Linked DNA regions of Homo sapiens: regions 2, 3 and 4 are each linked to region 1. A link is an interaction called in ENCODE POLR2A ChIA-PET data of the cell type or tissue named here. Cell type or tissue: HepG2. All regions are shown on one strand. Each heading gives the region's core, and the rest is flanking DNA. Links, peaks and the distances in the headings are about the cores only.

Region 1 (7,930 bases), core at 1,440-6,439:
GAATTTCTGGTCTGTCACTTACTGGACAGAGCAGGTCTGTTATTGGTCTGTGGATGAATTACTTAAACTGTAAGCTTCACTTCCTCTTTTTAAACAGAATACTAATGCTTGCCCTGTAGTAAGTTGTAAGGATTTAACAAGATCATATATAAAACATATAGCATGGTGCATAGGGAGTACCACGGAACATCGTGAGCACTCAGTGGGAGCTTATAATTAATGTCTTCTTTTAATCCTGTCTTCCTGTTGTCCTGCCTTCCCTCCTGTTAAGGGAAATTTGTATAGAACCTGATTTCTCCCTGGACACAGGAGTTAATGGAAGTAGAGAAACATGGCTTTGAGTGTCCCTTAGGTCAGATACAGTAGAAGTACAGTCGTCTGTATTTATATGTATTTGTATTTATATTTTTCTTGCCTTCCAGGAAAAAAGCCTGTGAATGCTAATAACACTGATAGTCACCATACTAAATCCCTACTATATACCAGGCAATTTTTTAGTTTACATTTAACTACAAAAAGTAGTTATCGTTATTCCTGCTTTACAGGCGAAGAAACTGAGCCTCAGAGAGGTTATTTATCTACCCTGAAATCATATCCATAATAAAGGTCAGTGAAGATTTGATCCCAAGTCTATCTCCAGAATCTGTTCTTTCCCCCTGCCCCATTAGAGAGAGAAAATAGAAAAATTCTTTCTTCAGTGGTCATTAACAAAATAATTCCAAAATTGTGACTCCCCTCTTTTGGGCCTATTATACTTCCCAGCTCTATCCATTAAAAGCTGAATAAATGCATGCACAAATAGCTGGATTTCTCTCTGATTAAGATTAAGTAAAACTGCAGAAGTTTTAAGCTGTAATGCAGATAACAGATACAGCCACTAAATTGTTACTTCTTCTCAACCCTTTTTTTTCCTGTTAAAAAAAGTAAATTAAAATTTATCATTTGGGGCTATCTAATTTCAGGTAGTGAGTAAATAAGAAAGTCTGTCAGTAAGGCATAATCATCTTTTCCTTTGTTTGCTGGTTAAAAAAAAAAGAGAAAAGTAAGTATTACCTTTGCTGGGCAATGTAGAATTTTTGGATTCTTGTGTTGATAAAAATGAATGTTTGGGAAATTGAATATTGGAGCAGTTTGGCATTGTAAATTTGTATTTTGAGGCTCCTTTAGCTCTATCACATGGTATCACAGTACCATGAATAGAGGAAATTAAAAAGAAATAGCCATTTTCAGGAAAAAGAAAACATAAGTATATCCATAAACCAGAAACATAACAGAATCACAAAGCAATTATTAGGATTAAAGCTGTTGTCTGCTGGATTCCAGGTCTGGAAGGAAGAAGTTTGAATTCCATGCTACTATAGGGACTACAAGTGCACCCATGCAAAGTGTGGATATAGGAGCTAGATTTGCTGCTTGGTACCAAGTCTTCTTAGCCCAAGAAAGGAGTTTACAAATACGCTGTGACCAATTGCTCCTTAGGGAAGTGGCTTATAAGAACCTGTGTTCCAGAGAGGCAAGAGAAAACAAACATAGTCTCCCACCCAAGACCTGGATCCAACTGGCCACTAGCCTGGGACTGACTCTGCCATATCCCACATGTTACCCAGAACAAGAGCCTCAGACCATTACTTTAAATCCTGTTGTACCAGGGACCAGCACAGGAAATAATAAAACTGTTACATAGAAAGAAAAGGTCAAGGCAATGAGGAGAAGCAGGAAGAAATTTAAATCTCCCACTGAAGAATATTGTGCACACCAAAATTCTACATGAGAAAGCCAACAAAAATAACAAATGAGAATTGAATTCACCCCAAATGAAATGAAAGTAACAATGAACTCCAATAATGACTTTAAGTACATTTATGATACTCAAAAGATAAAGGAAGAAATTAGAAAAAACGTTAAGATGTTATAACACAGGAACTAAAATGAAAAGACAAAGTGATAGAAAAAAATAATCCTGGAAATGAAAAATGTAGTCTCTGAAATAGACTCATTTGATAGAATAAACTCTAGACTGGCCAGGGTCAAAGACAGAATTAATGAACTATAAGGTATTAATGAGAAATTCACCCATAATACAGTACACAGCAATGAAGAATATAAAGGATGAGTTGTACATGGAAGATAGAACAAGATGCTCTACCATTCATCTCATAGGAATTTTTAAAGAAGGTTTAAGAATGGCAGAAAACCAGTATTTGAAAAGATGATGGCTAAAACTTGCTGAATTGAAGACTCAGATTGAGAATATCACCAAGTGCCACACTTGAAAATAAAGCTTTACCTAGAGAAAAACATAATGCAATAGAACACTTGGGACAAAGGGAAAATATTAAAAGCTATTAAAAATACAGTTTTCCTACTGTGGAAGGATAAACTGATGGCTTGTTCCCAGCAACAAGAGATGCCAAAAGTCAATACATTAATATCTTCAAAGTTCCAGAAATAACTGTCAATCTAGAATTCTGTATCCAGCTAGACTGTAATATAGATGTAAGAGAAATACAAAGATATATTCAGAAAAGCAAAGACTGATTATTCACCACCTCTAGACCCTTGCTGATAGAAGTATTAAATGATGTGCTTCAACATGAAGCACACTGAACCCAAAGGGTAGGAGTGGAGTGTAAGAAACTGTAACGATTGCAAACATGGTAAAAATACACTGCCAAACTTAATTGTCTTAATGATTATTTTAAAATTACTTGGAATGTTTTCTTGAAATAACTGGAGATAAAATTCTAAACAAAAGTAATAAGGAATACATGCTGTATGTTCAATGGATAGTTAATCCATGCTAAAGTTCATTCCAAGAAGGATAGCTACTGAATTAATTTGACAGGAAAAAAAAAAAAGCAGTTACATTTGTTAGACTTCTAGTTTTAAAATGATAGAATATAAAGGATAGTCACCTCTTTTCTTGAAAATTATCCAAAATCAGCTCAGAGAATTTATGAGGGCAAACTCTATCTCTGATGAAATGAGTGTCTGTCTCGAATTACAAACTCCTGTATGTGGGGAAGAGTTGACAAATGCAGTAAAGGTGAAGGTAGATTCCCAAGAGAGAACTCTCATACCTGCAGTCTCAGATAAAGCCTAAAGCCCTCAGAATGAAATGATCCAAAGTGTGTGTCAGTAATCCCTTCTTTAGAACAATGGAGCAGAAGCCAGGAAAGCTCTGGGAGTAATGGGCCCAAATTGGCACAGTGCTGGGACAAGCAAGGCAAGAAGGCTAAACAAAGAATCACACTGTCAAAGCCATGTTGTCAGGAATCAATCTGTTGATGGGCTAAAGTGGAGGAAAGAATCTGAATTCCAAGCAATCCTGTGGTCGCATCTTGTTGAGGAAAAGTAAAGGCTCAAGAGGCCTCTGTCACATACACAGCCCTGCATCATAAGGAGAATGCCAGCTAGCCTGGAAAGTAGTCCTCTTCCCTCCTCAGTACCATGAATCTCCTGCCAATAGCTGTTCACCTTATTTTCAAATCAATGATAATCCCAAAGGAACCAGCAGAGGTGGTTCCATCACTCACCATAAGTATATCCTTGGGCAATTTATAACCTGTCTAAGCCATGGTTTTTGTTTTTTGTAAAATAGAGTAGTAGTTCTCCCATACAGTACTGTGGGGAGGATTAAATAACATAATATACCTGAAACACTAGGCATGCCTAAAACACTAGCTGTAATATACCTAAAACATATCACATGATAAGGAGTCAGTAAATATTTACTGATGACAAAGATCAGCCAGGTGGAATTCTCAGGGCTGAGAACTGACTTGCCTTCTTTGTCCTCTTTCTCTCTAGAAAGCGGTGGTTAAGAACACAGATTCAGTAGCAAGAATTCTAATTCAAATCCTACATCTTTTATTGCCTACCATTATGATTTCAGCCAAATTATTTAGCTGACCCTCAGTTTTCTCATTTGTAAAGAAGGGATAATAATAGTACCTATCTCCCAAAGTTGTTTTGAGGATTAAATGAGTTGTCACAGAGCACTTTGAACTTTGAACAGTGCCCGGCGCTGAGTAAATACAGTACATATTAGCTATTAGTACTTTTCTTTTTCAAGAATGACAAGTCACACAATATACAAGATTACCATACTTTTTGGGTTTTTAGGGACAGTCACCTCAGAGATGTGATTATTCAAACACAGAATCAAATTTGACTAAATTTTTTTTCAAGACGTAGGGTATAATGTCCTGTTGCTCAATTGTATATTCTAAATTTTGATTAGGAGACTATGGGATAATGTATCTATAGATCATGAACCAAATTCTCTTTTGCTTATGGTTAGTCCTTTTTTAAGGTAAATGAACAGCATGTGTTGTATGAATTGGTGATGTGCTGGTACCAACCAGTTGTGATAACTTACTAGTTACAACCCCAGAGCAAAGATCCACAAAAGAGAAAGGAATTCCATTCCTTTCTCTCCGTGTGGGAAATGTCAGATTAGGACTTGAACAGCTTGCTGCTGATCTTTTTGTTAAGGGATGCTGTCAACACAGATATGTCTAAAATTAGAGATCAGAACAGAAGGAGGGCAGGCGGGGACAGACAATGCAACTTTCACTCACAATCACAGAACTCAACTCCCGTGTAGTTGCTTGGCCAGGCTCCCAGTTGAGAAGGGAGATTTTGTAATGTTTCCAGCCTTCATTTTATGGCCTGTTGGACTTTTTATGATCTGGGCTCTCTTTTACCTTTTTTAATGGTTTAGGTTTTTTTTATTATTGTTTCATATTCTTTAGCCTGGTTGACTTTTTAATCTCAGCCTATAGAAAGCATCACAATTTAAATCTCTTAGAAATTTTCAAATCGATAAGAAGTAGCAGGAATTAAATAAGGAAGGGCAGTTGAGTTGTCTATGAATGTAGCTGTTTATGCTCAATCTTGCTCACTCTCCCTCAGAACATTTCTAAAAGGAATTATTAGCCTCTAGGTGCTTAATAAGACATGAAAGGGCCCTTAAGTTACTGGCCATTTTTTCTTTTTTCTCTTTTTTTTTTGAGACGGGATCTCGATCTGTCACCCAGGCTGGAGTGCAGTGGTGCGATCTCGGCTCACTGCAACCTCCATCTCCCGAGTTCAAGCGATCCTTCTGCCTCAGCCTCCCGAATAGCTGGGACTACAGGTGCGAGCCACCACGCCTGGCTAATTTTTGTATTTTTAGTAGAGATGGGGTTTCACCGTATTGGCCAGGCTGGTCTCGAACTCCTGACCTCATGATCCACTGGCCTTGGCCTCCCAAAGTGCTCGGATTACAGGCATGAGCCACCACGCCCAGCCTGGCCATTTTTTTTGAATGTCCACATTTCCTCCAATTCCACAGTTACAGACCACAGCAGATATGTTGATGCTTATTTAAAAACCAGTGAAGCTTGCTGGGCATAGTGACACACACCAATAATCCCAGCATTTTGGGAGGCCGAGTTGGGTAGATTGCTTGAGCCCAGGAATTCCAGACCAACCTGGGCAATGTGGCAAAACCTCATCTCTACAAAAAGTACAAAAATTAGCCAGGAGTAGTGGCATGCACCTATAATCCCAGCTACTTGGGAGGCTGAGGTGGGAGGATCATTGCTATGCACTGAGATCGTGTACTGCACTCCAGCCTAAGCAACTGAGTGAAACTCTTTCTCAAAAAATAAAAATTAAAATTAGAAAAAACAGTGAAGCTCTCAGTTGGGAAACTGAATCTAGATCTTTGATCAGAATTTAATAAGAAGGAAAGATTCTTTTTGGCAGCCAAACTCCAGGAGATTGTTAGCTGTTGTTCTTCCTTTCCAGTTGTTATTTCCAGCCATCCACAGCTCACCAGGGCATCTCTGACACTTACCCTCCCTGGAGATGACTCAGTCTGGCAGACATCTCTTAGGATGGGAAAGTCTGAGAGATGTTCATACAGCTTGTCGTGTTAGAGCTGTATCTTAGACCCTTTTAATTAATAGTAGTATTATATGCCCTATTTATTGATTGACTCTTAATTTTTAATTTTGCAGAGATTAATTCTGTCCTAGCCTTTGCCGAAATGAGCACAAGTTCCTGTAGCAGAGCTCTAACTTGACTGGGATGTTAGGTGTTCTATGTGTACTCAGCCCCAAAGTCCTGGGACCTGAGAGTTCCAACCTGCTAACACAGTTCCTCCTGCCCATCACTCCCAAAACCACAGAGCAACATTTTGCTGGCTATTTTTTTTCCTGCTTTTGACTAAAGCATATACACAAATGTGTCCACAGAAAGAGCTTAACTTGTGATTATGCAATTTGAGAATATAGTTAGGTAGCAATTTCAGATTTCAAATAATGGATATGATTCTACCCCCGAACTTAAGTAAAGAAAGATGATGCTACTAGCTTCTTAACAAGAGTAATAATTTAAATACTTTGATGAAAATAGTTGTCTGGTTGGCCTTTAAGTTTGCATAGTTCTTACACCACTTTTCATCTTTAAAAATACAAATTTTCCTATGTTCCACAGAACTTAGGAATTTGTCCTATTTTCTTTCATCCTCCCTGCTGTTTCTACCCCTTGTTTTAGATCATTTGTGTCAAGTTACATTTATTCAAACTATTTGAGCAAAGCATTCAATTACTTAAAAAAGGAATAGAAAAAATTGCAATGCCATATATACTCTGTAACCTCTAATAATTATGTCTGTATCACCTAACATATGAATTAAAATATTCATGTTCTTGATGTCTTTTAGTCCACAAAAGGAAATGATTACTACATTTTGTCGAACTAATGCCAATTTGATGATATGTTAAAACATTTAGCTTGCAGCTGCAAGTTAGTAAGGCATATAAGGTAAGGCTTTAATTATAGATCTATCCTGCCGTAAAAGTGCTTAATTAGAGTCATGAAAAATCTTACTTGAAGCAGGATTTTTACTGAAGATTTAAAGAATTAAGAAAAATCTCTTTTTCCATTCATTTTTCTTTTTCTTTTGTTGATTTTTATCCATCCTGCTATCCTACTTTCTTCCTATTACAAGGACTAACATAGGGAAAATTTAGTCTGTTAATAGCTACCCTTTTGACTGGTTATTGATTTTCACTTCTTTTTTTTTTTTTTTTTTTTTTTGAGAGGGAGTCTTGCTGTGTCACCTAAGCTGGCAAGCTAGAGTGCAGTGGTGTGATGTCAGCTCACTGAAACCTCTGCCCCCTGGGTTCAAGCAATTCTTCCTGACTCAGCCTCCCAAGTAGCTGGGATTACAGGCACCCGCCACCACACCCGGCTAATTTTTGTATATTTAGTAGAGATGGGGTTTTCACCATGTTGGCCAGACTGGTCTCGAGCTGCTAACCTCAGGTGGTCCGCTCGCCTCGACCTCCCAAAGTGCTGGGATTACAGTTGTGAGCCATCACGCACAGTCTGATTTTCACTTCTGAGTTGTAAATTTTCAAACGCTATTTATCTTTAGTAGTTTGACTAGGTCTTGAGTCCAAAATAAAATATTTTACACTTACAAAGTCTCTTTCTGTACTGAATCAAGTATTACCAGTATTAAAGGCATGTTGCCAATCATCTTATTAAAAAATCAGTAAAGTACCAAAGTGTGAGTATGATTTCATACACACCCTGAAGGCTATTGCTCATTAACTAGTGTTGCCACTGGCTGTCTTGAGCAGCAGTGAAAAGAGTGAAGTGAGAGCTACTGCCCTGCTTCTCCCTGCAGCTATTTCTGGTCCCCCTAATAGTCATGGTGACTACAGTGTGCAGTAATGCTTGTTTCCTACAACATTTACCTTAATGACTTCTTGTTCTTTTGGTTTACCCATAGATACATTTTTAATATGAAGGGAAGTAGAAAATGGGTGTCTCCATCCACAAAGATGGACACCTCTTTTAGGTAAGAGAAAAGGAAAATGGCACTATGGATATCGTTATTAAGCGTAGCTATGGTTACAAGTCCAAAGCA
Region 2 (7,930 bases), core at 1,660-6,659, 140 kb before region 1:
TGGAGTTCCTATTAATAGAATCCCTTGGAATGAGTGATGCTTATGAAATCTTCGTCTTACCTCAATAAATCCTCCAAATGACATATCCTATGTAGCTTTTGTTGGTGGTGTTATTTTTTGGCTTTGTCATATCATTTGTGAAAGTTAGGATGTAGTAATTGACAAGATTAAAAGGTACACCCGCAATGTAAATAAACTTGTGTAAACACAGATCTTGTGGTCAGGGTTTGTTCTTTGGATATCAGACTTACAAGAAGAATGTGTATACTGGACATATAAACAAGGAAAGAGGAGATGAAAATAATCTAGGTTTATAGTTGAAGCAGACATGAGTCATGGGCTCAGAGAATCCTGTGAACATAATGTCTTTTACACAGGGAGAGTTAGTATGTACAGGGAAAAGAAAGCCAATCGGGTCTCATAGTCTTTGGCAGTCTGATGGCAGAAAAGCAATTCCTCGTTTCCTTCCTTAAAGAATTAAACAGTATGACCAGGGCTGTTGTGTACGGTTGTGTTGTTTTTACATTGTTCCAGAGTTATTCATCTAAGAGAGCAAGCGCAGGCTAACGCGTAGCTGGTGCTCTGTTCACCAGGTTGAAGGCTCCAGCATTGAGCTGCAATTGGACAGAAGAAGGGTACCATTTTCTTCCTACAAAGTTATCTTCTAAGCCTTGTCATTATTCACAGCGTTTGCTCTCCTTTCTCACAGCTTTTTGAGGGTGGGAGTTTGCTAATTTACTTTGGGGTTCTCAACACTATGCCTGGACTGGAGTTGAAAAAAGAATATGGTCAACTTATAATTGGGTCTCAATAAAATGTATTTTGATAGGTCTTCCAGGTTTGGTGGAAAGAATGTGCCTTAAAACCGCAATTTTCAAGGAGCACTCCACTGAGATTTTAGTGGAGTACGAAGACTGTCCTGCAGAATCTCTGACCTGTTTCCTTGTTTCAAAATCCAGAGATAATCATATTAACGTTTTGGCAAACTATTTTCTAGACATCTCTTTATGCATGTAAATATACACATAAAATTGCAAATTCATGAGCTCATTTTCTGTTTTATAACCTCCTTGTTTTCACTCTGTATTATTTCTTGGCAATTTTTCCAAGTCAATATCTGTAGGTCTGTGCCACAATTTTAAAAGGATATGTAATATTCTGTTGGGTGGATGGGCTATACTGTATTTAACCAATGAAGATTGATGGGTATTTAGGTTGTTTATGATGATTTTTTCTTAAAAATGGATCTGAGGTAAACATGCATCTGTAACACACACATGGTGTGTGCATGCTCACACCATTTTTTCTAATGGTAGAGTTGCTGGCTCAAAAGGTTTCAACTCATATTAATCTCTGTTGGAGAGGAATTATAACACTTCCTCATAATCCTTGCACCAATTGGGTGTGTTAAAAATGACATAGTTTACCCTTCATAAAAACACATATCTGGGCTGGGCACGCACCTGTAATCCCAGCACTTTGGGAGGCTGAGGCAGGTGGATCACTTGAGGTCAGGAGTTGGAAACCAGCCTGGCCAACATGGTGAAACCCCATCTCTACTAAAATACAAAAATTAGCCGGGCATGGTGACATACACTTGTAATTCCAGCTACTCAGGAGGCTGAGGCAGGAGAATTGCTTGAACCTGGGAGACAGAGGTTGCAGTGAGCCAAGATGGTGCCACTGCACCCCAGCCTGGGCAACAGTGAGACTCTGCCTCAAAAAAAAAAAATACTCACATACATATCTGAAGATTCTAATTTACAGTTTTGAAGCAAACTTTGGAAGATATATTCAGTGGCTCTCTTGATTACACATTTGGGATTAGATATAGAAATACTTTGTAAATCATGAAGTGCTATGTAAACTTCAATGATTCATTACTAGGGCTTTACAAAATATTTGCCATGTACACTTGTTTCTGGGGTCTTTTTATTTGTTTTATAAGTAATTCATTAAATACAGGGGGAAAACCCAAAGATAGTGGCTCTGGACCTGGTTGTATAGCAGAATAAACTGAAGAAGTCATTCAGAAAACAAGTTGCAGGCCCTAGCCCCAGATCCCCTGAATCTCTGTGAGCAGGACCTGGGCACCCAGGTGATGTTCATGTGCAGTTTTTGTTTGGAGTTTCTACTTTAAGATATTTTTTTTCCTATCTTCAACTATTTTTCTAGCAGAACAGATAATGTTTTTAGTTTTTATTCATATCCCCATTATTTTTCATGTTTAGAAGTTTCTGGCTCCTTTAAGTATGTTGTTAGAGGATTTGCTGAATGTCTATTGATTTTACCCTAATTTTGTAAAGCTTGTGAAGCCTTAAATATGGGTTCTTGGTCTGCTATTCCCATCTGGTTTCTCACCATGGCAAGCCCATCCAATAGCCCTTGTTTGTAGCAATAAAGAGTGATTGAACTTGAAGTGATTGTACTTTTAAGACTTCAAATGTTGTCACCAGATTAAAGTTACCTGTCTATTCTAATAGCATATCTGACTTCCTTTTTAGAATCTACTTATAAGAACTAGTAGTTAAGAGTAGTAGTTGAATTACATGGAAAAACTGGTTGGTGGACTAAAATTTTTGTCTAATTTATTGTTTATTCACATGCCTACATACCATGGAAAGACTAAAGCTTTCAACTTGAGAACTGTCTTATCAAAGAGAAACATTATCTAAGTAAACATTTTGTTAAAAATCAGTAACTCTTTCTTAAACACTTTTAAAGGGGCTAAATTGGCCTCATATTATCTCCTTGATCTTAATATATGACATCAGAAAAAATAAAATTGATTTTCTTTGCATAAAAGCTTGTATATTTTCTGACTACCTGTTAAAGTTTTTGAACTTTGGAGCAAAATTAACATTTTTAGATTTCTAGGTTTAGTGATATATAATAACATCTGTTTTGTAGCATTTAGTATGTCTATATTGTGGCTTTTAAGGGAAGTAATTTAACATTTCTCCATTTAGATTTTAACATTTACAAAATTGTCTTTTTCCTTGTTAAGATTATTGTGTTTCTTTGTCAATAGCTGAGGCATGGAGAAGAAGCAGTTAAGTACAGTTAAGCTTGAATCATATTCATCCTTTGGAATATGACATTGGACAGTGTAGAGGGCTGATTGTGGTAAAGTAAGAGCAGTACTGGAGTCCTTTAGAGGAAGCATCAAAATTATTCAGGCCGGGGATGGTGAAGACCCAAACTAAGGCAGAGGAAGTGAGAATGAAGAAAAGCTAGTCTAGAAATATTAAATCAAATCCACAGGACTTGGTGATTGGTTCGTTATGGGGATTTGAAAGGGTTGAGGGAGAAGGAAGGGTCTAGGTTAGGTCTCAGTGGAAATGCTCAGTCTACAGCTAGGTATATGGGTTTAAAGCCAGAAAGACACTCTGAGTTGGATGCATGATTAGTGTCATCAACATTATAGGTGGGACTTAAAATTGAATTTGTAGAATTTCAAAAACAAAGTGGTAATGCAAAGAAGTCTAATTTTAGAGAATCTTATTTCTCTTATTTCTAACTTATTTGGGTTCACCAAACTGAAGTTCCGTTGAAGTAGGAAAGACTAGCTGATTTTCCCCCCAGAGTCTTCCAGGGTGACATCATCTTGGTTCTTAACTTCAAAGACTCTGAAACTTGTTATCAGCATGCTGACTGCATCTGCTTTAGTGTTGAGACACATTAACTAGCTTATGAGACTGATGTCTAAAATTCTTGGTTACTCATTTACAATAGGAAGTATAATTGTTACATAGTCTAGAATAATTGTGTGGCACAGCCACAAGGCCAAAACTTGATCAGAGGATTGCATGTTAAACATGGGATCAGAACAGAGGAGTTAATGAAGTTAGATCAACTATCTAACAGTATTAAGCTAAATAGATGGCACTGTTGCCTTACCAGAGGAGATTCTTTCTTCTCACATGAAAAATATTTAAGGGCTGTAGACTATACTTCCCTAGAACTACCTGCATGATAATGAATGCCTTAACAATGGAGGTTTTTAATTTGCTGCAGTTCCTACTACTACTCTTGGTCTCCTGACCACAGATGACAAATACCAGTTCCACTACTGGAAACCAAAAATGTTGCATCTTACACCTGTTCCCCTTTGCTTATGCGCTTCATCTACCTGTTCTCTGAGGTCATTTGAGTTTGCAACTCCTAACCTAAAGGATGGTCTTATTTCCTAGTTACTTGGGCAGTGGAAAGGCATCACACTACAGTAGCCATGCATTAACAAGAATGGTATGTATAGATGTGATGGCACAAAGTGAGAAGATCAGAACTAACTGTGATTAGTTTTTTGTAACTAACACTTATGGGAACCAGCTGCTTTGACTTGCAAATCATATTGTAGGTTGGTTTCTTGGATGGAAAAATTTTGTAATTACAACCTGTAGAAGCAGGAAAAGAAAAGGCTTCCATGGGGTGATATAGGTTGGAGTAACTAGTGATCATTGGTGTACCATTGCTGTTATATTCATCTTAATTTCTTACAGTGGGTTCTCAGCCTTGGGATGGACAATGATTTACCAACACTAAGACGTAAGGCTTGATAAAGCTGCTTAGATGGAGAGAAAAAAATCCTGTGCATTGTCTTCCTATATTCTCTCCTGAAATGATTCATCCTTTCCATTCCCATCACTACATTTCTGGTCTAGGTTTTAGCTCCTCTCTAGGCTCAGAGCATTTAAATTAGGTGGCAGAATGACTGCATGGCTGCATGAGAACCAGTTAGAGTTGTTTAAAATACAGATCCCAGGATTCTAATTTGGTGGGTATAAAGGAAGGACCCAGGGGTCTGCGTTTTTGAAAAGCTCTCCATGCTGAATTCAGACATACAATCAGATTTGGGATACTCTTAAGTTATTGCTATGAAGTTATGACAGTACCCCTTTTACTTTCTGATTCTTTTCCATCTAATCTGCTGTGCATTATTACCATTCCCAGGGTGACATTAAAAACATGTATACATGTGTGCTCCACACTGTCCTGTTAGTGTCATTGCCCTGAATAAAAACTTTTGATAATTTCACATAGAATGAATCTGATAATCTCCTAGTGAGTATCCTAAAGAGTGATGCCTATAAATTCCTTATCCTTGTGATACTTAGTACAAAACCATCCCTATAAGAGACTGTTTATCTGTAGGTGGAGGGTCTCACACTGATGGGTGAGAAAGGTGAGGATTTGTAAATAAAGTTGGGTTTCACTTTTACAAATACCTTTGGTATAGATTGCTGCATTTACTCAATTTCTTCAAGTTCAGAGGGATTTTTATCTTTTCATATCATAGTAGGAGAATTAATAAAAATGTTTCATTTTTAAGCATTTTTTAATTATTCAGGCAACAGAATAAGTGTTCTGCATATATTGTTTCATTTAATTCTTTAGTTCCAGGAGGTAGGTGAAGACATCTCTATGTTGTAGTTAATAAACTAAGGGTCTGTAATTTTAAGAGATTTACCCAGAAATCACATAAGTCTTAGGTGTTGGAGTTAAAATTTGAACCTGAGTTTGTTTGATTCTAAAACTTGTGCTCCATGAAGAAGTTACTGGCTTTATCTATTCTCTCTCTCTCTCTTGTTCTTGGTCACTGACTATCAGTATTTAAAAAAAAAATAAAAGGTCATTTCTATTTCTCACCAGTTTTTAAAAAGAACAGGATTTCCTAAGCTTGGTAAAACCACATTATCTCTTTCTTTCCTTTTTCTGACAGATTTTATATGATAAAATGATAGCTTTCTTTTTCTTTTAACTACAGTTTTTGAAAACTGTGGACCTGAGATGAAAAAGCAAAAGCCATGACAGCTGGGAAGGCACTGGTCCGAGAACACCGGGTGAGACAGGGCGCGGTGGCTCATGCCTGTAATCCCAGCACGTAGGGAGGCCGAGGCGGGTGCATCACTTGAGATCAGGAGTTTTGAGACCAGCCTGGCCAACATAGTGAAACCCTATCTCTACTAAAAATACAAAAATTAGCTGGGCGTGGTGGTAGGCACCTGTAATCACAGCTACTGGGGAGGCTGAGGCAGTAGAATCGATTGAACCGGAGAAGTGGAGGTTGCAGTGAGTCAAGATTGTACCACTGCACTCCAGCCTGGGTGATAAAGCAAGACTCTGCCTCAAAAAAAAAAAAAAAAAAAAAAAAAAAAGAGCGCCCAGTCAGCTCAGGACTTTGGCTTGCTTTCTACATTGCTTATCAAATGGTTTGAAGCCACTGTGCTACCACTGGCTTTCTTTTTCACCTGTACCCAAATAGTGAGAGGCAAGTGGCCTTGGAGCTAGAAAATAACCAGTATGTGTTTCTTTCTTTAAAAAAAATAAATAAAAGTCCCTGATAAATTGTAACATCTTGCCTAGGAAAGTCATGGGGTAAATTATGAAATTCTGTTGCCAACTTGTAGGAAATCATACCGTATCAGTTAGTGATCAGCATTTGAAAAACAGGTCCCCCTCCACTGTTGTCATTTTGTTCTTGGCCAGCATGAAGAACCTGGTGGTGATGATAAAATGTTGGGATTGGAGCACAAGTAGATGTGGGTATTAGATCTATAATTTCTAGGATATCTAGATACATATTCTTTGTGTATGTATAGATAGGTATTCTTGTGTCACTAAGAAAACCTGCCCTATTACAGAATAAAAACTAGGAGAAATTTCTTTAACTAGAAAGGTGTTCTTTTTTAATATATCACTTTCCTACCAGGAGGTTATAGATGTGAACAGGTTACAGGTAAACAGTTGTGTGGGTAGCATTTGTGAATCTTGCATTGGGAAGGATGATCCCGTGATCTTTTACTATAAACTATCTGGATTTAAGTGAAACCTCTGATGTAGTTAGCAGTCAACTCCTGGAGAACTGGGACCATGTCTTGATTATTTATTGTATCTCTAATACTTATCATAGAAGTGGCACATAGCAGGTGTTTTTGTAACCAGCTGGCTCAGTTTTACAGCAGTCTGATCAACTCTTTGAGCTGTGTTACTGCAGATAGCTATGCTGTTGATCCATATGCGGGATCTCTGATACTCTGCATGTCCAACCCATGGGCCCTCTCTGTGCCTTTAATTTTGATTTGTTGAATTGCCTGAACAAATATCTATTCATTATTAGGGCACAGACTATTTATGACTAGGATGATGGAATGGAGAAAGTTTACTCAAGTTGCTGTAGAATCTTTTTGGATGACAGGCTTAATATTTCAGATTGAACTTGAACATAATAGATATAAATAAGCAGAGTTAAGACCATTGGGGAAGTACAACTTTTAGAAAACTAAATATAACATGGGGGCTATGTATGTGTGTGTTCTGGGGGGAACTCACTGTGAGTCAGCGTCATACTGCTTTATTTTCTTAATTATTGGGCATCCACTGCCAGTTAACCAGAGGAGCATAACATGTGGGAGCTGCTGGGTAACATTTCCAAAATACTTAGCATTAGTCAGATATGTTTTTAGAATTATGTATCCATTTTGGCTGAAGGAAAATGTGGAGTGTTTGTCAAGGGTACAGAGCATGGTAACTAGATGCAGAGGAGCACTGCAAACTAGAACCCATTGGGAGAAGCTAATAAATAAGAATTCATTACTTAGCGTGATCAAAGGCAGAAGAAGGGTATTAATTTAATGGTCTTCTGTTGCATGTATAGTTATTGTGTAGAAGATGATATAATTATTTCCATTATGAATGGAATTAGGGAAATGGATTTACATTAAAGGAGATTTTGAAGGGGCATAAAGAATTTCTTGACTCTAAGGACTGTTGGACAGTGGAAAGACTTGTATTCTGGAAGTGTGAAATATGTTTCTTACAGAACAGGAATAGAGTGGGTACTGCTTGCCAGTTAGAGGGAGGTGCAGTTGGGGTAGTAATTAACAAACTTTCCAGATCCCAGTTTGTACTACTCATCTCATATTGTGTT
Region 3 (7,930 bases), core at 1,226-6,225, 190 kb before region 1:
AGCCTCCTGAGTAGCTGGGATTATAGGCACACGCCACCATGTCTGGCTACTTTTTGTATTTTTTGTAGAGACGGGGTTTCACCATGTTGTCTGGGCTGGTCTCGAACCCCTGACCTCAGGTGATCCACCCACCTCAGTCTCCCAAAGTGCTGGGATTACAGGCGTGAGCCACCGTGCCCAGCCCACAACCTGTTTTTCTGGCTCAAAGTAGTAGCAAAGAAACCTCTGTGTTTCTCCTGCGACTACATAGAAGAATGCTTTCTTCATTTGGTAGTTTCTTTATTTTTAACACCTATAATCCTGCACAGTCTTGGTTTTTACTGCAGAGTACTTGGCCGTGGGTAACCAGATTGCTAAATTTCCTATACAGATTATAATTTTATTTTGTTCATTTTCACATAGTTTTCCCTGGATAAAATGAGGTAGCTGAGAAAAAAAAAATTCTGAGGACATTTTAATGAAAACTTCCTCTGGTAAGATATTCATTTTTATGCCACATTTAATTCCTGTAAAGAATTCCAGGTGTCACTAAGAAGCAGTTGAACCCAGTGGCTGTGAATATCTGGCGATCTAAACTCATTTTCTTATCAGATTATATTGTCCTATACACCTGTGTAGGTTGTATATGTCAGATCTGGACTTGGCTGGTGGACGTTTGAACTTATTGACTTCCTGCCAAAAGAAAGAAACGTATAAATGGTGCTTTGTACTTTGAATTTCATGGTGTCCTGAGTAAACACAAAATATACATTGTGACAGGAGGAGTAAAGGACCGCCCACATCCTTATTTTTTGAGTGGGTGTAGCTAATGATTAGTTCCTGGATATGTAACTAGGATGTAGGTCAGGTCCCATTGTCATCTGCAGCAGAGGTACAGTAAGCACTGCCTCCCTATAGATGGCTGTGTTATCTCACAGGTACAACTGTCTAAAGTTCTTTCTATGAGAATTTTTTTTTTTTTTTTTTGGAGACAGAGTCTCACTCTTGTCACCCAAGCTGGAGTGCAATGGTGCGATCTTGGCTCACTGCAACATCCGCCTCCTGGGTTCAAGTGATTCTCCTGCCTCACCCTCCCGAGTAGCTGGGATTATAGGTGCACGCCTCCATTCCCAACTAATTTTTGTATTTGTAGTAGAGACGGGGTTTTACCATGTTGGCCAGGCAAGTCTCAAACTCCTGACTTCGGGTGATCTGCCCCCCTTGGCCTCCCAAAGTGCTGGGATTATAGGTGTGAGCCACCACACCCGGCCAAGAAGTTTTCTAAGAAGTTTTTAATAAGCTTCTTGGTTTAGGAATAAGGAGCTCACTTCAGTGAATATCTGAGGCTTCCTCTATGTGATATTGATTAAAATATTAATAGCTGTGCATATGTAGTGTGCTGGACACTGTGCTAAGGACATTTTGTGGATTCTTTCAACTCTTTTAATTAGGTGCCGTTACTAGCCCTGTTTTACAGAGTCAGAAACCAAGGCTCAGAGAAGTTGTCCTTTGGTCCCAGGGTCACACATCCCATCCATGTGACTCCTAAGTTCAGGCTCTTGACCACTGCACTGTGCTGTACTGAGGCAGTGCGTGACTAGAGGGTATGGTCAGAACCTGGGGCCATTCTTGAGAAACTGGATTTCAAAAGAAAGAAGATCAGACGTTAATTAATAAGAAGTGCATCAGTATGAGCGACTGCATTTTAAATATGCTCAGCTTACGTGAGGGATGGGGAAATTGTAGCAGATTTTGAGAAGAAACTGGGTTTTGAAGGAGAGAAATGCCATTGACATTTAAAGGAGGGGAAAGATATTCAGCTTCATGTAAGGATGATGACCTACATCATGGAAAGGCCTCCACAGAGGGATATGGTTCTTGTGTGGGGGTGTTAGGGGTCAAGTTTACCTGGAACAACTCTTTCAGTAGGTTTAGTTGGTTTTTCTTTCAGTAAGTGTTTGGGTATTATTACCGGTACCTCCTTCCCCTACCTTTATCAAAAGCAAACATACAGGGCCAAGCTTCTATGCAGCACCCTACTTCTTTCCTTGTCCGTTTCATGTCCAGGCTTGGAACAGGAGAAAGGACAGACAAAGATATTATAGTTTCTCTCCCCTTCCTCAAATAGATGCTGTGTCATAGTGCTATTTTGGGGTGAAGGGACCCCAGGAAATTCCTGGTTTAAAATCCTGCAGGGCCATATACCTGCATTTTCTCAGGCACTTTTTTCATTTTGTTTTGTGTTAAACTTAGATCTCTGTCTTTTCATTCATTCAGCAAAAGAGTCTACGTGTGTAACCGATTTTCATGGTGAGCAAAATCAGACAAGGTTTCTGCTTTTATAGAATGTTTTTAAAGGAGCTAAACTAATTGCATAAAATGTTACATGACAACTGTTGTAAGTGCTCCAGGGGGGTACATGTTTGAGGGAGTTTGGCCTAGTCAAATAAATTAGGGCAGTTTCCTAAGGAAGTCATGATGAGCTGAGATCTGAAGGATAAGTAGAGTTAAAGAGGGAGGGAGATGGCATTATGGAGGTGATGGAATGTGCAAAGGCCCTGAGGTAGGAAGGACCTTGGTATGAGCAAGGGGCAGAAGCCCTCTATGGCTGGAAGTGGAGGATAATGGGTATGAGAAAGTATTTTCTCAAGAGTCACCAGTGTTCCTAACATGGATTTGAAGTGATTAGATTGACAAGATTCATGTTTTTTGCAATAAAGGAAGTGGATGAATTGATTGTGGAAGTCCAAGAGAAGATACGGTGGACCAGTTTAGAAGTTTTTGCAGTAGTTTAGGAAGAAATGATGATAGTCTGACCAGGGTGGTAAAGATGGAGCGAACCGGGTGGAGGTATGGAGAAATAGAAAGAAGTGATATGACTGGATGTGGTAATGGGTTGAAAGTACAGGGTGAGAAACAGGGAGATGCCAGAGTTGGCTCTTCAGTCTCTAGCTTGCATGACTGTGTGATGGTGGTGTCATTGCATGGACCGTCATGCCTCCCCAGGTAGACTATAGTCAAGATCTTTTTCCAATTGAAGTTTGAATCCTCACAGTATTACTTATAATAGCCACTCATGTACCTTTTGTTTGATGGATTAGAACAGGAGGAGTTTCTTTAGAAAAGTGGTGTGTGTGCTTGGTGGGAAACAGCAGTTAGTGTACCAATGAGTGTGGCTGGGGCAAGAGAAAAGATTCATAGTTGTAGTACAACCCCCAATGCATTTCATCATATAGAGATGTGCCTGCAATTTTCAGGAAGCACTTACAAGTTATTTTGAACTTCTCAGCACTTAGAAATGTGTCTTTTTCCCTTTATGCTAGACTCAACCCTTCTGATCCTCTGTTTATCTATCTGTATGATGAGCCTAGTAACACTAACCTTCTGAGGTGTCTGTGAGGGTTATGTATTTGGTAACTTTGTGAAATGTGAAGGATTTTACATTGATCGAGGGACTCTGTGAAATCTGTTCTTATGTTCTCCTGTTGTCCTCCCCACCACTAGTGGGAGCTGCTGCTCAGAGGGCATAGGCCCTGTGGTGACAGTTGGCTCTTGGTAGGTGAGGCTTCCCCGGACGGGTTGAGTGCTCCTGCTTAGGTAAATGCCTGTGTTTCTTTTTTCCACTCGATCCTTCCATAAAGTGATTGAATCAGTGGATGAGTTTTTGGTTAATGTGACTGAGGACTGGGGGAGAGATGAGTTAAAGATAGGTTAGATCTAGTTTCTTTTTTATTTGAGATTGTTTTACATTTCAGGCCTTGGGGTGCTCAAGTCACAACCCCAGGGCTGAGTGTGGACTGAGGACAAATGTTGTCTTGATCTTGATCCTCTGTGTCGAGCGATGTCGGATGATGGAACTCACCACCAACCTTAAAACCAGAGAGAGGCTAGTTCCAGTGTGGTGATAGTCCTGGGGATCAGTACTGCTGCAGTGCTTTCTCTCTGCAGAATAGAATGCCTTCGCGGTGTTGGAGACCATGCGCAAAGTGGCTGGTCAGTCTGTTTTCCTCCTGTGTGCCTCTGTTGTCTTTATTAAGGTTTTATATTTCAAGCCTCTTTATTTTTTCCATCTCTGTCACTTCAAACTTTCTATCTTCCTGTCTGTATTTCTTTCTGTATTTACCACCATATTTCTTCTGTATTTTCCACTCCCCACCTTCTCTTGGAATTCAGTGATACTATTGTCCATTTCTTCCTTTAGTTGGAAGCAGGGCATTTCTTAGGCTCTTCGTTGGGGTCCAAGAGTGACCTCGGGATATTTCTGCTCTGCTGTGCTGGTCTGTTGTCCTAAGCATGCTGTTGATAAACATGTTACTGTCTTAAAATAACTAGAGATGGTGGGCAATAATAGCATGTGCCAAATTATCTTCATTTGTCCTGTGCATTAGGATATATAGAACTGAGCAAAAAAAAAAAAAAAAATTGCTTGGGAGATACATACAGCCATTCTTCAAAAATATTTATTACCACTCATTTTTATTTTGTAAGTTTGCATTTGCATAAGAATAAAAGTTTACTCTCATGCTAAGACGATTAAAGCCAATTTATTATCCTGTATCTTTATTTTCTTTGATGTTTTAAAAAGCTTTTATTTTTTAGTTGAAACAGAGGAGTAGTCTGTCTCTAGAAAGAATCTATTCTATGTATATTGCAATATCAATTGTTTTTGAGCAGGAAAAGGCTTTGGATATCTAACCCCTTTGTCATCTCTTCCTCCTGTACTCTCATCTTTCTGCCTGCCTCTGTTTTACAGGTGAGAAAACTGAGGCAGTACAATTCTACCATAAATGAGTAGTAAACTCAGAATTCTTAATTCCAATCTCTCGATTCTCCAGCTCATTGTGATTTTCTAGAACTTAAAATATTTCTAAGACGTTTCATATTAAAGCCTATTTTTCAGTTTAAGGTCATTCTCTCTTAGAAGTTGTTTTCTTGCTTTTTCGTAACCAAAGCTTTAATTGGTTCAGTACAAGGGGAGAACCAAGTGATGGCTTTGTCTTGTTCTAAAATCAATGTAAAGATTTATAGGTCTATAAATATTTACAAAATTTGGCAATATTGTGTGTATGAAGAAATAATTTCGAAGCGTACCAATATTTTATGTCTGGTCTGGACAAATTTCCACTAGCAATAGATTGAATTTCTGTTGAAATATACTGTCCTTTCTTGGTTTTTATGAGAGGTGTATTCTGGAACTTGTGATTTTTTTTTTTTCTTTTCATTCTGAGTTTGTGAAGGAAATCGGGATGTGTCTAATTAGTTATTATGTAGGGTGTTAGGCAATTTCCATAACAGTTAATTTAAATCTACCTTAATTAAAAATAACATGTTGTATAGCAATGGGTAGGAATTTATGACTCAAGATGAAGCCAGGCCGTAGCAATTTCAGAAAGCATGAGGATTACAGCTTTAAAGGCCGAGGAGGGACAGATAGGAACCCATCAATGCTGTCAGCCTTTATTGTGCCCTGGTGTTTAGGTGGATATTGAAGATATATGTAACTGGTGATCTGTGAGCTACCAATTTGCCTTTAAAATCTGTCTGTTTAAAATCAGTTCTCCTGTTCCCTTGCCCAACACAGTAAGCATTTTGTTTTCTGTATTGCCCCTCAAGATGAAGAACCCTTGAGGGAATAGTGTCTTGTCCTCCACTCAAGGTCTTAGAGTCATGATTAATTGGCAAATATTGGCCTCAAAAAAGGGCAAAAGAGAGTTATTAGAGTCCCCAAGGCTTGTAGTAGAATAAAGGGTGCTGGGAAGGAAGTGGCCAGGCTCTCCTGGTGAGTTGATGAGCACCTTGGCTTCCTTTTCCCATTCAGTGGCCCAGGCCCTGCCTTTTCCCCTCATATTGGGCATGGGGTACTGTCCTGGATGCTGTGAGCAGACAGGCATGGAAGACCAGACTTTGGGGGCTAGGCCTAGTCACCTTTGTTACTCCAGCCTGTTGAATTGCTCTATCCAATTGCTATCTAATTGCAATCCCAATGCTATCTAATTGGCAAGGGATGCCATTGTAGTCATTTGATTTTCCTTCTTGAAAGCTCTGGGATCTTTCCTGAAAGATCCAGCTTCTTATATGTAAAATGGGATGGTAACCTTATGAGATATGTTCTATTATTAATAGGGGGATTAATTGAGACTTTCAAAGTGTTCAGCTCCCTGCCTTGCATACCGTGAGGACTCAGTAGGATAAATGGTAGCTATTGCTATTATTATTGGCCTCTGGTGTGTGATAGAATCAAGTAGTGTCTGTTATAAAGGTTCTGAGGCAGAATTATCCAGCTCTTTGAAATAAGAACTTTTAGCTTAACTACCAAATGAGTGTCCAGGTGTTAGGATTCATTGCAAATGGGATTATACATTCTTTTTCCTCTTCCTAATTATGTGGTAAGTCTTTTCAGGAGGGAAAGCACCTACCATTTTCTCAGGGAGAGCTTTATACTCCCGCCAGCACTTGGTTCTAAAAGAAATTTTTCACATGAAGCATTATATAGGAGTCTTTGTGGTTGTTTAAAATAATACATTTATATGCAGGCATTCCTCAGAGATATTGCAGGTTCAGTTCCAGACAACAACAATAAAGGAAATATTGCAATAAAGTAAGTCACACAAATTTTTTGTTTCTTGGTGCTTATAAAAATTATGTTTACACTATACTGAAGTCTATTAAGTGTCCAGTAGCATTATGTCTGAAAAAATACATACCTGAATTAAAAATACTTTATTGCTAAAAAATGCCAATGATCATCTGAATCTTCAGCAAATAGTAATCCTTTTGCTGGTCGAGGGTCTTGCCTCAACGTGGATGACTGCTGCCTGGTCAGAATGGTGGTGCTGAAGGTTGGGGTAGCTGTGGCAATTTCTTAAAATAAGATAGCAGTGAAGTTTGCTGCATTGATTGACTCTTCCTTCCGTGTAAGATTTCCCTGCAGCTTGTGATGCTGTTTGTTAGCATTTTACCCACTGTAGAACTTCTGTCAAAATTGGAATCAATCCTTTCAAACTCTGCTGCTGCTGCTTTATCACCTCAGTTTATGTAATATTCTAAGTCCTTTGTTGTCGCTTCAACAATGTTCACAGCATCTTCACCACCTCAAGAAACTACTTTCTCTGCTCATCCATAAGAAGCAACTCCTCATTCATTCAAGTTTTATCATAAGATTGCACAACGTAGTCACATCTTCAGGCTAAACTTCAGATTCTAGGTCTCTTGCCATTTCCACCACATCTGCAGTTGCTTTCTCTACTGAAGTCTTGAACCCTTCAAAGTCATTTATGAGGTTTAGAATCAGCTTCTTCCAAGCTCGTGTTAATGTTGATATTTTGACCTCCCCCCATGAATCACAAATATTTGTAAAGGCATCTAGAATGGTGACTCCTTTTAGAAAATTTTGAAGTGACTTTGACCAGATACATCGGAGGAATCACTGTCTATGGCAGCTATAGCCTAATGAAAGGTATTTCTTAAATAATAGGACTTGAAAGTAGAAATTACCACTTGATCCATGGGCTGAAGAATGGATGATTAGACATGAAAACAACATTAATCTTTTTGTACCTCTCCATTAGAGCTCTTGGATGACCAGGTACATTGTCAATGAGCAGTAATATTTTGAAAAGATTTTTTTTTTTTCTGAGCAGTCAGTCTCAACAATGAGCTTAAAATATTCAGTAAGCCATACTGTGAACAGATGTGGTGTCATCTAGGCTTTGTTGTTCCATTGATAGAGCACATGCAGAATAGATTTAGGATAATGCTTAAGGGCCCTAGGATTTTCAGAATGGTAAATAAGCATTGGATTCAACTTAAAGTCACCAGCAGCATTAGCCTCTAACAAGAAAGTCATCCTGACCTTTGAAGGTTTGCAGCAAGGCCTTGACTTCTCCTCTGTACCTATGGAAGTCCTAAATGGCATTTTCTTCCAATATAGGGCTGTTCATCTACATTGAAA
Region 4 (7,930 bases), core at 1,109-6,108, 69 kb before region 1:
TAGTTTCTCTCTTTCCATTGCACAAGTTGAATACAGTGGTAATATTTAAATGGAAAAGACTCAAAATACCACACTTGCTGTCTTACAATATTTGGAGTGCTGCCATGTGGACAAGAAAGTTGAGTAACTCTCCGTGACTGGAGAACACACAGACTCATGGGTAGAAGACAACAGAGAGGCTGATTTCAATTTAAAAAAGGGTTTGTAAACATGTACACAAATGTGCACGTGCATATTTGAGGGAAGACAAGGAGGAACCAAAGAACTCTTCTGGTTTTTCTAAGCTATGTGCTCTGCTGCAGATGTGGCTGCTGGGAAAAGGGTGATAATAGAATAAAGGTTTGGAACACTCTGAGAAATGGAATGAGGCATTCACTGTGGTTGTGTAAAGGAATTGCCAAGCAGCACTGCCAGGCAAATGACTGACTGTTGGGCTGTTAGAGAGGACACTCAGGCGTTAGATATAAATTGGTCTGGATGACTGCCAAGGTGCTTTCCAACTTTGAGAAGCTGGTATCTATAGTGGAGACATCGTCCTGCTTGGTTTCTTTCTTTCTTTCTTTCTTTCTTTGGACATCCTCCTGCTTGATTTCTTTCTTTGGACATCCTCCTGCTTGGTTTCTTTCTTTCCTTCCTTTCCTTCTTCTTCCTTTCCTTTCTTTCCTTTCTCTCTCTCTCTCTCTCTTCTTTCTTTCCCTTCTTTCCCTTCCTTCGTTCCTTCTTTGAGGCAGGGTCTTGTTCTATTGTCCAGGCTGGAGTGCAGTAGCACAAACATGGCTTGCTGCAGCCTTGACCTCCCGGGCTCAAATGATCCTCCTGCCTCAGTCTCCTGAGTAGCTGGGACCATGGGTATGTGCCAGTATGCCTGGATAATTTTTTTTTGTTTTTTGTTTGTTTTTGTAGAGACAAAGTCTCACTATGTTGCCCAGGTTGGTCTCAAAGTCCTGGGCTCAAGTGATCCTCTCACCTTGGCATCCCAAAGTGCTGGGGTTACAGGTGTGAGCCAATGCACCTAGCCTGTTTTCTTAATTATGAAATAGTTCAAACCTATAGAAAAGCATATCGAGCTTTAATGTTTTGCTAGATTTCTTCCTTCTCTCTCTTTTAATGTTACAGATAACAGCTAAAACCATACCACCACCGTTCCATTCTTTTCCCTTCTTTTCTCCTCACAAGTGGCCACTGGGTTGTTTAGGAACACTTTGTCTGTTAGAGGCTCCTCTGTTGTGAGGTGTTTTGTTTTTACTCTCTGACATTTTCACAGCCATAGCAATTCTGCGTGGTAGTGGTTGTTTTAACATCTCTGATATTAGCAGTAGAGTTAGAAGTAGAAGATTTGAGGGCTTTGCTAGGATTTATCTTGTTAAACTTAGGTCTTAGTAGCTAATTATCATATACATACATGTGTTTTCTAGTCCTGTGACCTGCTAGGCTATGTAACATTGTGAGTTGCAAAGTTCATCCTGCTTAAAGATATTGATTTTAAGACCGAGCATACCATACCTAACCTCTCTTATGGTAGACAGTCCCAGAAGGGACTAGAAGATGATAATCACAATACATTTATTCATGTAAGTGGTGTGTTCCATTTTTCATCCATTTATTAGATGATTGTTTAAAGGGTATGCTCTGTGTCAGTCACTGCAGCAGGCTGCAGGGATACCAGGCAATGAACAACAAAGGCAAAAACTCTGGCTTTAATGAAATTTGTAATCCAATTGTGAGGAGACAAATACATCAAATGGAGAAGAAATATGTTAACTAACTATAAAACAACATAGATGAAAAAGGAGTGTAGATTGGGGGCAGGGTTGCTGTTTTACTGAGAGTAGTCAGTGAAGGCCCCTCTAACATGGGGCCATGTGAGCAGTGGCATGAAGCAAGTGAGAGGCAAGCTGTGGATATCAAGAGAAGAGCAAGCACAGGTCCTGAAGCGGGCGTGTGCTTCACCTGAGGAGAGCTGTGAGGCCAGTGTGGATGGGTGCGGTGACCTGGGACAAGTGGTAGGAGGTGTGATCAGAGGTCTCAACTGCTCCTTAAAACAATCCTGTGGTAGAGCTGAGCAGATGTGATTATACCTATTTTTACACATGAGGAAACTACGGCCCAAATTAAGGTGACTCACTCAAGGTCATACTTGCTAGTTGGTGGCAGGGCCAGGTCTAGCATATCTCCTAGATTCCGGAGCATTGTACTTACCAGGTATGATAAATTTTATTTTAGTTTTTGACAGAGTCTTTCTCTGTTACCCAGGCTAGAGTTCAGTGGTGTCATCAGCTACTACACCACTGAACTTTAGCCTGGGTAGCAGAGCAAGACTGTCAAAAAAAAAAAATTCTCATATCTGGTAAGTACAATGCTCTGGAATCCAGGATACATGCTAGATCTGGCCCTGCCACCAACTAGCCGCCACACCTAGCTGATTTTTTTCTTCTATTTTTTTGTACAGTTGGGGTTTCACCATGTTGCCCAGGCTGGACTTGAACTCTTGGACTCAAGCAATCCACCTGCCTTGCCTTCCTACAGTGCTGGGATTACAGGCACGAACCACCATGCCCCACCTTAACAGTTTTATTTTCTAAAGTGCTAGGACTGAGAAGAACAGACTTTAGTCTTACTTTATAATTGATTCTTTGACCAAATTGCAGTTAATCCCTGGACATTAGTTCCCACATCTGTAAAATAAGGGGAAAATATCTAGGTTGTTGTGAGAACCACAGAGGCTCATGTGGATTGGCTGGTGTGAACTGGAAAGCGCTCCACGCATGACGTGCTGCTGGGGCTGGAGTGCCCCTGTGAAAGGGGTTCTGACTCGCAAACCTAAAGTTTGTAAGTTGACCTTATTCAAGGGCAGGCTTATGTGCCAATGTGTAGCACCTTTGATTCTATAGATGTTCATATTCTGATCTTTCAAGAATGCTGAAGGTAAAGTCAAATGCAGATTCGAACAAATTTAGAAATACGTCAGTGACTCTGTGTCTTCTTTCCTGCTTATCCCTAAAGATAACACAGAAATGTAAATATGGTTTGATGTATTTAGCTGGCACAAATTTTACTACTGTGTATTTTACCTATTTCTATTTTCAGTGCATTTTTCTTTTGTAGTTTCTTCTCTTCTTTAATGTTCTGCCAAATCCCATTAACTTGTCCTTGAGCTGTGTAATCTAGAGTTTAGCTGCTGGTGGGTGATGGGGTTTGCCTGATGTGGAACCTGACCACAAGGAATAACCAGCCTTTTTTGTGAATGCTGCAGCTCAGCCGAGCCTCTGACTGCTTGAGGGCTGTTGGAGCTCCTGAAAGCTGCTGCTAGTCTGGTGTTCCTGGAGCAACACAAGCCTTATGAGGAAATTGGGACAAGTTTCGGTTCTGTTTTGGTCTCAGTTGTAGGGGAAGGACCATTTGTGGAGGAAGACCTGAGAAAGAGCTTTCCAGGCAGATGGGACAAAAAGCACAAAATGTTTGATGCAATTGAGGAACCAAAGAAAGGTCAGCATGTCTAGAGCACAGTGGACGTGGAGAAGAAACAAGATTGAAGGGGTAGTGGGCCCAGACCCTATAAGGCCTTGTCAACAGCCATGATCTGGAGCTTCTATACACATTGTAGTACATGGGAGGCAGTTTTTAAGCAAAGACATGCCATGGTATGTTTTACATTCTGGCTCTTATGAAAGCAAATGGGATCAGCGTGTATACCACTTAGGAGGCTTGTGCAGAGGTCCAGTGGCAATGTGATGGTGTCTTGGGCCAAGTGAAAGCACAGAAGTGGGGACCAGTGTTGTATTCAGGATATATGTAGAGCGCTAAGTAGTGCTAAAAGATAGAGTTGGGTAAGATGGTAAGGAAAATAATGAAATCAAGGATAATTTCTAGGTCTTCAGTGTACCCAGCTGAGTGGTGATACTATTTATTGTAAAGACGAAAGACTTAAGGAGGTGTGGATTAGCAAAGACTAGGAGACAGAGGAGGTAGCAAATCATTGATGCTGTTAGGCCATGTTATCTTGAGAGGCCTGTTACAGACACCCAAATGGGGTCATTGCTTAGGGGTTGCAACCTGGAACTCAGGGAGTTGCTGTGGGCGTGAGATACAGATTTGGGGTTCCTTAGCTTTGAAGTGGTGTTTGAAGTGATGCTCTGGATGGTTAAGATGACCCAGGAAGAAAGTGTAGCCAAGACAGAGACCTGGGATGCTCAACATTTAGCAATCTAAGAGAGGAGGAGGAGCACCTTGCAGAGGAAATGGAAAACAAGGGTTTGGTTAAAAAAAAAAGGAAAAAAAACTTTTAAAAAGAGGAACTAATATCAGTGTCTCTTTCATGGACAGAATGTTATCAACATTGTCCCTTCAAATACAAGTAGAATTCAGTGTAACTACTTGTTATAAGATTTTTTTAAATGCTTATTAAAAGGCTATATATTTTTATTCTTAAGAAATTAAATCTGTGAGTAATCAGCCACAAAAGAAGAAAATAAATTAAAAAGTATGGAAAAGAAGAGAAGCCACATAAAATTCAAAGACTCTCTCATGGCAATTCTGATTTCAAAATGCTAACATGTTGGTGTGTTTTTCCAATCTTTTCTAATACCCATAAGACATTTTTATATAATTGAGGTGATATATAGACAACTGTGTACTTTAATAATGCTCTTTTAATGCTCTTTGCACTGTACATTATAATGGAAGCAATTTCCCCTTTTATAAATTTCTAAATAAAAATTTCATACCTGCATGTATATCCTTTCACTTGTTTATTTTTTATTGACACATAATGACTATATAGATTTCTGGGGTATGTGTTATATTGATGCCTGTGTACAATATGTAATGATTAAATCCGAGTAATTAGGATATGCATCACCTCCAGCATTTATTATTCGTGTTGAGAACATCACAAATTTTTTCTTCTAGCTATTTTGAAATATACATAAATTATTGACATCTATAGTCACCCTATTGTTTATAAAACACTAGAACATATTCCTTCCAACTGTATTTTTGTACTCATAACCAACTCTTATTCTTCTTTATTCCCCTTTTCCCCCTACACTTCCCAGCTTTTGTTAACCACAATTTTACTTTCTACCTCCATGAGATCCACTTTTTTTTAGTTCCCACATACGAATGATAGTACTGTTTGTATATTTCTAAACTTGTTTTTTAAATGCTTCCAAATCTGTATCTTTATTGTTCATTGAGTAGTTTCTGCTTTCTTTGTTTTTCCTCTTAGAGGGCATAGTGAAGTAGACAACTCATCTCCTTGACCTGATATTTTCCTACTACATCAATTTACTATACAGAAAAAGTAAAAAGTCAACTGCCAGCTTAGAAATTTGACTTAGCAATATTGCCGGTAGTGAGGGAACCACTTGATATGGACAACTTGCAATTCAGCACTATCCTTCATTTTCCTTCAGCTTTAAATGAAAATTTGTTATGCATGTCGCATTCTCAGGTTAGATTTCATAACAAAACAATCCTTTAAAATATCTCAGTCAAATGAGTTTAAAAATAACAGTTTTCTTTAAAGGAACATTGCTAAAATATACAGTACTCTGCATTTGAAATTCCCCAAACATAGGAAGCTAAATATATTTTCTGCACACAGATGATCATCATCAATGTCAGTTGAGACAGTGACTATTTCTGGCCTATTGATTGAATTGAACTATATAAAAAATTATTAAAATGGCCTCGTATAAAAGACTTAAGTAAAATGCATGCCATACACCTATCTGAGTTTTAAATTTTTTTGCATTGTAGAATATCATTAATATGTCTTTAACCCTGCATATTTTTAGCCTATAGGGTAAATTTATATGTAAATTGAAAAGTAACACATAATATCATTCATTTTGTAGTAGTAAGGCTTGGATTGAGAAAAAATAGAGAGCATTCTAAGACCCTTTTAAAAAATTAAGGGATGAAAATGATTTTTAAAAAACCTAATTATTTGGATGGGAAACAAATATTTAATCAAGATGCATTGACCTAGGGAAATTAAATCATTAACAAATGATAACAATTAGAGATGTTTGATTGAGTATTCTATGTGTATTCCTGCATGTCTTTTTTTCTACTCAAAGTTTGTACCCTCAGGTTTCTATAACTACTACTTATTACAATGGATAAGATGATTTCTGTGGCCCACAATTTATCTCCCATTATATCTTGACACCATATTCTGTAAAAGATGTGCATGCAGGTGCACAGGTGTGGAAGGGAAAAGTTCTGTGAGCTTCAACTACAAGTACATCCTATCTTGGTCTTACATTGTGTATCCCTGGAAGGTTTTGTTTAGGTAGGAACTGACACATAAAATGTCTTATGTATTCATTTGTTGAAGTAAATGAAAGACAGCATTTTAGAAATGAAGGTGAGTCCAGCTTAGAGAGGATTGTACAATATGCAGAACTGGATCGAGACAACTAACCTCATGGTCCTCTTCCTCCTTTGGCAGTTTTTGCTACATAGGTCACAGAGCCACAGATTGCATGTTATTTTTAGGTCTGAATAGCAGGCTTCCTATAGATTCCCAAGGTTTTCTTTGTTAGACAGGCAGGAATAGGAGAGCAAAGGACCAGAATCTGAGGGTGAAGAGTGCGCAGAAAGACCCAAATTCAACAAACATTTTAAACATCTGCTGCATTCCAGGCACTTTGCAACAACTTTCTCATGTTCCTCCTAAATAACAATATAACACTCCTGTAAGTAGGTATTACAAGCCTATTTTACTGATGAGCAAACTGAAGTTTTGATGATGTACACAACCTGACCTGAGGGTATCTTGTGTAAAGGCCATCCTGAGATTTGAACTGAAGTCTCTTAACATTTAAGACATGATAGGGACTTTGGAATAAACAGCCCAAAAGCATGGATAAGTCTGAATGAATCCTATTTGAGATGGTTCTATCCTGTCCCTCTTCTGGTCTCCAGTGAAAAACTTATACAAACCATGGAAGATTCAAATAAAACAGAATTTTCTATTTGGAAAGGATACCTATATATATGAGAAACTTAGATACAAAGAGATTAAATTATTTACCCAAGGCCACATTGTCACTAGTAGCAAACCCAAGTCCTGAACTCTCATCCTGGGGTCTTTCAACATCCTTTCTAATAACCAATATTTGAATGAGATGGTAATTTTCTAATCAAATCTAATTTTCTCTAATCAAATAGAACTGCTTTGAATGCTGTATTCATCTGCTACGGCTGCCATATCCAGAATACCACAGATTGGATGGCTTAAACAACAGAAATTTTTCTTCCAGTTCTGGAGGCTGGAAGTCCAAGGTCAGGGTGCTGGTGGGGATGATTTCTAGAGGACTTTCTTCCTGGCTTGTAGACTGCTGCCTTTGTGCTGTGTCCTCACATGCCCTTTCCTCTGTGGTCATGCACTCCTGGTATCTTTCCCTCCTCTTACAAGGATATCATTCCTATTGGATTAGGACCCCATCCTTATGGACCTCAATTAATATTACCTTTTTAAAGGCCCTATCTCCAAATGCGGTCACATTGGATGCTAAAGCTTCAAAGGCTGAATTTTTGGGGGGACACACTTTAGTCCAGAACAGATATATAATAGGTATTAGGTTGGCGCAAAAGTAATTGCGGGTTCGCCATTAAAAGTAATATTCTACAAAAAAATAATTTCCTAGAACTATACCCGTTACTTTTAATGGCAGAACCCAGAGTTACTTTTGCACCAACCTAATATATTAGAACATTGGTTCCCTGTCAACGTAGATGGGGTAATTGACTTAACCGCGTAGATATGAAGTTGTGGCTGGATGTATTCACCTATATTATTCACATAAAATCTGTAAAATGACTTTGGGACTGTGCTTGAATTGGAGATGTGGGATTCGGGGAAGATAACTTTACTTCAGTTTCTTACTTGTTTTGGTTCTCATATGAGCGAGTGACAAGG

The links. ChIA-PET counts read pairs that join two places held together with the same protein. Peaks named below come from ENCODE experiments on the same cell type or tissue, not always from the same donor. Only the 100,000 strongest peaks of a DNase experiment are listed, where the experiment ranks them.
Region 2: POLR2A ChIA-PET joins it to region 1 with 26 read pairs; 2 of 35 experiments call an interaction of 5 or more read pairs at or near these places.
Region 3: POLR2A ChIA-PET joins it to region 1 with 28 read pairs; 2 of 35 experiments call an interaction of 5 or more read pairs at or near these places.
Region 4: POLR2A ChIA-PET joins it to region 1 with 17 read pairs; 2 of 35 experiments call an interaction of 5 or more read pairs at or near these places.

The regions. Positions count from the first base shown.
Region 1 is chr14:24,835,769-24,843,698 of GRCh38, reverse strand. The region is part of intron 4 of STXBP6 (syntaxin binding protein 6); the gene reads left to right. Among named protein-coding and RNA genes, the nearest start is that of GZMB, 210 kb to the right of the region's middle. In HepG2, for the core only: no CTCF peak of the experiment used is centred there; DNase peaks (open chromatin) are centred at 3,288, 3,758, 4,008 and 4,568; H3K4me3 peaks cover 1,464 bases.
Region 2 is chr14:24,975,081-24,983,010 of GRCh38, reverse strand. All of the region lies in intron 1 of STXBP6 (syntaxin binding protein 6), which reads left to right. Among named protein-coding and RNA genes, the nearest start is that of STXBP6, 71 kb to the left of the region's middle. In HepG2, for the core only: no CTCF peak of the experiment used is centred there; a DNase peak (open chromatin) is centred at 3,660.
Region 3 is chr14:25,028,189-25,036,118 of GRCh38, reverse strand. All of the region lies in intron 1 of STXBP6 (syntaxin binding protein 6), which reads left to right. Among named protein-coding and RNA genes, the nearest start is that of STXBP6, 18 kb to the left of the region's middle. In HepG2, for the core only: a CTCF peak has its summit at 3,492; a DNase peak (open chromatin) is centred at 3,488; H3K4me3 peaks cover 1,005 bases.
Region 4 is chr14:24,904,131-24,912,060 of GRCh38, reverse strand. All of the region lies in intron 2 of STXBP6 (syntaxin binding protein 6), which reads left to right. Among named protein-coding and RNA genes, the nearest start is that of STXBP6, 140 kb to the left of the region's middle. In HepG2, for the core only: no CTCF peak of the experiment used is centred there; DNase peaks (open chromatin) are centred at 1,460 and 3,140.